Linked DNA regions of Homo sapiens: region 2 is linked to region 1. The links are chromatin contacts, found by Hi-C in ENCODE. All regions are on one chromosome and are shown on one strand. The core of a region is the stretch at or near the end of the contact, and the rest is flanking DNA. Distances in the headings are between cores, read along the strand shown. Region 1 holds the start of CNIH4 (cornichon family member 4). Region 2 has its middle 17 kb from the start of LBR.

What was found. A loop is a pair of places that touch in the nucleus more often than their neighbours do. Pooled maps may share reads with other maps.
Region 2: a loop to region 1 is called in a pooled map, with 6 times the contacts of the local background. The contact joins the enhancer-like site here to the promoter of CNIH4 in region 1. A Hi-C loop is called at or near these places in 2 of 50 pooled maps.

The regions. Positions count from the first base shown.
Region 1 is chr1:224,355,436-224,358,377 of GRCh38, forward strand. It overlaps CNIH4 (cornichon family member 4), which reads left to right and starts at 1,444. Exons shown (of 5, transcript NM_014184.4): 1 at 1,444-1,558. The coding sequence starts at 1,490. RefSeq lists enhancers at 1,097-1,236, 1,794-2,294 and a silencer at 1,517-1,886.
Region 2 is chr1:225,443,643-225,446,584 of GRCh38, forward strand. No RefSeq gene overlaps it. Among named protein-coding and RNA genes, the nearest start is that of LBR, 17 kb to the left of the region's middle. RefSeq lists enhancers at 994-1,063, 1,564-1,613, 2,509-2,942 and a cis regulatory region at 1,168-1,707. Within about 2 kb of position 1,394, at least 31 of the 41 ENCODE cell types and tissues checked have a DNase peak (open chromatin) inside an H3K27ac peak, as active enhancers do.

The sequences.
Region 1 (2,942 bases), core at 194-2,693:
TATACAAAGACTTCAGTGAGGGATTCCCTAAAACGAGTGATACCAAGCCACTTACTGCAAGTAATGGATAGTTACATGAATGTAAGAATAGATTTGGACTGAAAAATATAAAAATCACTGGAGAGGCTGCATCTGTCTCTTCATCTTATCACATAGGCATTTTATCATCATACATCATCTCAAAAAGAAGGGTCAGTACAATAAGATATTTTGAGACAGAAAGACCACATTTACATAACTTTTATTACAGTATAATTGTTCTATCTTATTATTACTTGTTAATCTCCTACTGTGCCTGATCTATAAATTAAGCTTTATCATAGGTATGTATATATAGGAAAAAACATAGTACACATAAGGTTTGGTACTATCCATCGTGTCAGGCATCCACTTGGGGGTCTTGGAAAGTAGCCCCTGCAAATACAACTGTATTTGTTAAATGAATGAATGGATGAGTAAGACATCGTATTCACTTCTTAAAGATCTTAAAATCTAGAGAGGAGAGAAACATTGCTGTAGGAGAGGATAAACAAAGGACTGTGAAATCTCTGGAGAAATTGAAATCAGGAAGGGAAGGGCAAATCGCAAAAGTCAAGCCAGGAGCATTAAGTTAGATTTGTGCTTTGAGATGAAAACCCCTTACAAATCCTAAGTCAGGGAATGCAATGGTTCTAGAGCCAACTCTAAAGAAAATTTCACACATGGGAAATACATCCTACTGGATATCCGGATTAAAAGCGTTCAGTAGAGACTGGTGCAGTGGCTCAGGCCTGTAATTCCAGCACTGTGGGAGACTGAGGCAGGCAGATCGCTTGAGCCGAGGAATTCGAGACCAGCCTGGGCAACATGGCAAAAACCCCATCTCTATTAAAAATACAAAAAATTAGCCAGGCGTGGTGGTACATTCCTGTAATCCCAGGTACTCAGGAGGCGGAGGTGGGAGGATCACCTGAGGCCAGGAGGTAGAGGCTGCAGTGAGCTGTGACCATGCCACTGCACTCCAGCCTGGGCGACAGAGTGAGACCCTGTCTCAAAAAATAAAATAAAATGAGAAATAATAAAATAAAATTAGCTGGGCATGTCGGGAGGCTGAGGTGGAAGGATTGCTTGAGCCCAGGAATTCGAGGTCATAGTGAGCTCTATCACGCCACTGCACTCCAGCCTGGACGACAGAGCAAGACCCCAGCTCTTTAAAAGAAAAGCGTTGAGTAAATACTTGTTGATTAATTCCATTTCTGGAAATAATCGGATTTATGAAAGAGGCCCTGCCCACCTCTTTGATATGGACTTGTACTAATGAACTACAATTCCCAGCATGCGTCAGAATTAGGGCCGTAGAGTTTTTTAAAATATGGACTACAACTCCCGGCATGCCACACCAGGATTCGAGGACCACACGCCTCAGCCAGCCCCGGCAAGGGCCTATCAGGGGTGGGTCGGGGCATCCGAGCGGGTTTGACGGAAGGAGCGGCGGCGACGGAGGAGGAGGATGGAGGCGGTGGTGTTCGTCTTCTCTCTCCTCGATTGTTGCGCGCTCATCTTCCTCTCGGTCTACTTCGTATCCTTGCCTGAGGCAGGCGAACGCCTTGCCGGGGGACACGGCTGAGGGTGGGCCAGTTGGGCACCCGGGCAGGTGTGTGGGACTAGGGAGGCGCCCGGCGGCGGGCGTGGGCTCCCTGGGAGCTGGCCTGGCCGGGGCGGTGGCGCGGGCCCCGGAGCGGGTAGGAGAGGCTGGCTGCCCTACCCGACGGGCCCTGCTGCCCTGCACGCACTTGCCCTGCCTGGGTTGCCGGCCGCCCCTCACTCGGGTCCGAGTGGGCCTCTCCGGGCGCGCCCCGTCTCGGCCTGCCCGCCTGCTCTCCGCTCGTCCCCGCGGCGCCCGGACCAGCCCTGCCTGAGCCACGGCCGCCCTCGGGAGAGAAGCGTCGCTGTTTTTCTGGGAGAGGCCCTGCGCCGTGCTCTTCGTCGGATATTGGGGGTCCCAAGGGCGGTCGCTTGCGACAGTCGGGTGCCGGGATAAGTGCGGGCCATTTGCCTCCTCCTGTTCCCCACGCAACACCCCCGGCACCCGCCCCTTTGTTCTGGCGGGTGTTAGTACTTGCAGGGACCTTTCACATCCAGGAGTTGACTCATTCGCCAAAGGAGCGAAGTTGCTTCCTTCACTGTGCCGTTTTGTAGTGAGTGTTGGAAAGGAGTTGTTTTAACAACTGTCTACAAAGTGATTATTTTGGTTGTCCCCGGTGGTTGCAGATCTGTAAATTCAATAACTACATCTGCTGTAGTTCCCAATCGTTTCTCAGCTTTTAAATTTTTCTATCGATCCATGTTAAAACTTAAGTTGCAGTATTCAAACTGTTTTCCAGAGCAATAAATGGTGGTTGAATTTAGCACTGCAGTAGCCATGTCGGCTACAACTCTTCCCATCTCTTGACAAAGCATCTAGGCTTAGTTGTTGCCCAATGTTGTATTGCACCATCCAGGTTTAAGTAATTAAATATAAGAAAAAACGTATGAGGAACTCCGCATTTCAGCTTCCTTTCTTGGAAATCACATGTACCTGTTTCTGATCGGATTAAACCATTTGTTTGCTAGAGCATGCGGGCTTTAGGATAGTCGTACAGAGTATATGTTCAGTGCAGCTTCATTTTTCATTGTGGACTGGCATCCTGTTGTAGTGGAAAGGGACAAAATTTGGAATCAGATTTCCTGGTCAGCTAGCTCTTTGCTTGCACATTATTTCCCTAAGCCTCAGTTTTCTGATCTTTAAAATAGGAAATGTTTATTTCCTAGATATGCACAATGAGAATGGTGCTGAGCACCCTAGCACAGTGCCTGCCCCATAGCTAATGTTCAGTAAATATTGCTCTGCCTTCGTGTCCCCACCCTCCCCAATTGAGCAGCAGTTTTTACTTTGATGATATCTAACGACAAGATTTCTGAGT
Region 2 (2,942 bases), core at 144-2,643, 1.1 Mb after region 1:
ATATATCCAGTGAAGGCTGTTGCTTAACGTGGCTGTTGGCTCATAAACTGTAAGCACTATGAGAGCAAGTCTTTTCATCTGTGACCTCGATGTCCCCCTTGGTGCCATGGGCTGTGCCCATGTGCGCTAAATACACATGATCAGCCTATTGCTGTTTGGCCAGCTGTCTTTTTTTTTTTTTTTTTTTTTTTTTTTTTTGAGATGGAGTTTCGCTCTTTTTGGCCAGGTTGGAGTGCCATGGTGCAATCTCAGCTTACTGCAACCTCCACCTCCTGGGTTCAAATGATTCTCCTGCCTCAGCCTCCCAAGTAGCTGGGATTACAGGCATGCACCACCATGCCAAGCTAATTCTGTATTTTTAGTAGAGATAGGGTTTCACCATGTTGGCCAGTCTGGTCTCGAACTCCTGACCTCAGGTGATCCGCCTACCTCTGCTCCCGAAGTGCTGGGATTACAGATGTGAGCCACCATGCCCAGCCACCCAGCTGTCCTTTTAGGACACTTTCTGTACTCTCTGTAATAACAGAAGTCCCACACCAGGGCTGACTTTATAGAACCCTAGTTCCAAACTCTCTTAGTTCTGTCAGGAAAGCATTTGCATTTTTTTTTCTCCCCCGAGACAGGGTCTTGCTCTGTCACCCATGCTGGAGTGCAGTGGTGTGATAGCTCACTGCAGCCTCAAACTCCCCCAGCTCAAGCAATCCTCCCACCTCAGCCTCCCAAGTAGCTGAGACTACAGGCATAAGCCACCACACCTAGCCAGAAAAACTCTTTCTTTCTTTCTTTCTTTTTTTTTGAGATGGAGTCTTGCTCTGTCACCCAGGCTGGAGTGCAGTGGCTCGATCTTGGCTCACTGCAATCTCTGCCTCTCAGGTTCAAGCAATTCTCCTGCCTCAGCCTCCCAAGTAGCTGGGATTACAGGCATGCGCCATCACGCCCAACTAATTTTTGTATTTTTAGTAGAGATGGGGTTTCACCATGTTGGCCAGGCTGGCCTCGAACTCCTGACCTCAGGTGATCTACCAGCCTTGGCCTCCCAAAGTGCTGGGATTACAGGCGTGAGCCACCGCACCCGTGCCAGAAAAGCTTTTTTCTTAATAGCTCCCCTGGGAACCTCAGTTCTACCACCGAAGGTATACAATCACTCCAACAGATAACAAATCGACATTGTCGTGCATAAATGTAGAGCTGATCCGTATTTCATGTCAAAGGCCTGGACTGTGTGAAATTGGCTGGTATTTGTTCCAGAAGCACTTGTTCATGTTGAAGATGGGGCAGTTCTGAGTGGGTTAGCAGGCTGACGAGCTTGGCTCAGAAGCCGCTCACTATTGTTTGGGCTTTGCTTTTGACTTCACATCCTGAAATAAATGGTCGTTGCAGACCAGGCACGTGAGCAGGAAGTGGGCAGGGCTTAAAACACAGAGAAGTCATAACCTCTGCGGTTTGGTTCATGTTGTAATATGAAAACCAGGAAGCTTATCTTGCAGGAGGCTGATGTGTAAAAGTTCAGAATGGAGTGGAGCCCTCCCTCTTGGCACCCTATGCGCGGAGTCACCCTTTGTCTGCCACAGGAAGCACCCAGGTCCTGGCAGCTAGAAAACTGTAACAACTTGGAAACATTTCCCAAAATGTCATCATGGCATCAAAATGAGACAATCAATTTCTTGCAAAATTGTTTGCAAGAATACAATTTGATCAAAAGTAGAGTTAGACTTTTTTTTTTTTAAGACAGTTTCGATCTTGTTACCTAGGCTAGAGTGCAATGGTGATCTCTGCTTACTGCAACCTCTGCCTGCCAGGTTCAAGCGATTCTCTGCCTCAGCCTCCTGAATAGCTGGGACTACAGGTGTGCGCCACCATGCCCAGCTAATTTTTGTATTTTTAGTAGAGACGGGGTTTCACCATGTTGGCCAGGCTGGTCTGAAACTCCTGACCTCAGATGACCTGCCTGCCTCGGCCTCCCAAAGTGCTGGATTGTAAGCGTGAGCCACTACGCCCAGCCGAGTTAGACTTTCTCTAAGAACAGCCCCTCTGTGTGTTTTAACTTAAGTGAGAAACAACATGGGTGAGTCAGTGGTTGAAGGCAAGAGAGACACGGGAGAGACACTGATGCCCTGTCCATCCCTTCTCTGGGCCTCAGGGCATTCCAGCAGGTAGAGAACTCCACCCTCCTGCCTGCCTATCAGTCTGCTTGGTCTTGAAAGTCTGCTGCACAGAGTGGGTAGTGGCCATCTGAATCAGTGCTAACACAAAAGCTAGACAGCAATGCTTACAGGCTAGCCAGGAAAATGTTTTTACCAGAAAATTGCTTGAGAAGAGAACACAGAGTTTCAGTAGGGACATGACGATTGAGGATGGAAATGCTTGGTGAAGCAGAACATCCTGGCGTAGCCACAAGAAAACACAATAACCTTAAGGCAGTCACTCGAAGGCATCCTGGAGCCCCAGGCAGGGAGCATTTCACTTCACCAAGGCGTCTGGGGCCATCAAGTGGGAGAAAAAACTGAAGCCTAAAGCTCCTGCTACTGCTCTCTGAGCTCCCAGATCCCTGTACCTGACACCTGCCACACCTGGCTCGGCAGGTAACTAAGACTGGAAGAACCAGATGAGGAGTGGCTCTGCCACACTTATTTGAGAAAATGTCTGAGTAGTATCTGTCCAGCTAGGTCTTCCTGAGTTTCCCATGGCTCTTAAAGATTAGACATCATTAACTGAGTTTCCCAGCAGCACACCTGCCTGAGGTAGATTACAGTGTGGACTATTCCCTGTGAGAAGCTTCCTGCAGCATAGCGCCAGGGAAGGGCTAACCAAGATCGTGTCTTTGCAAAACACCTTTCAGACTGCAGCACCCCCAGGGTGAACTTCAGAGTCACTTTGATCTCAATTAGCATTCTTGGATATTATAAACAAACACCTAGACTCCCAGGGAGGGGAAAATCAGT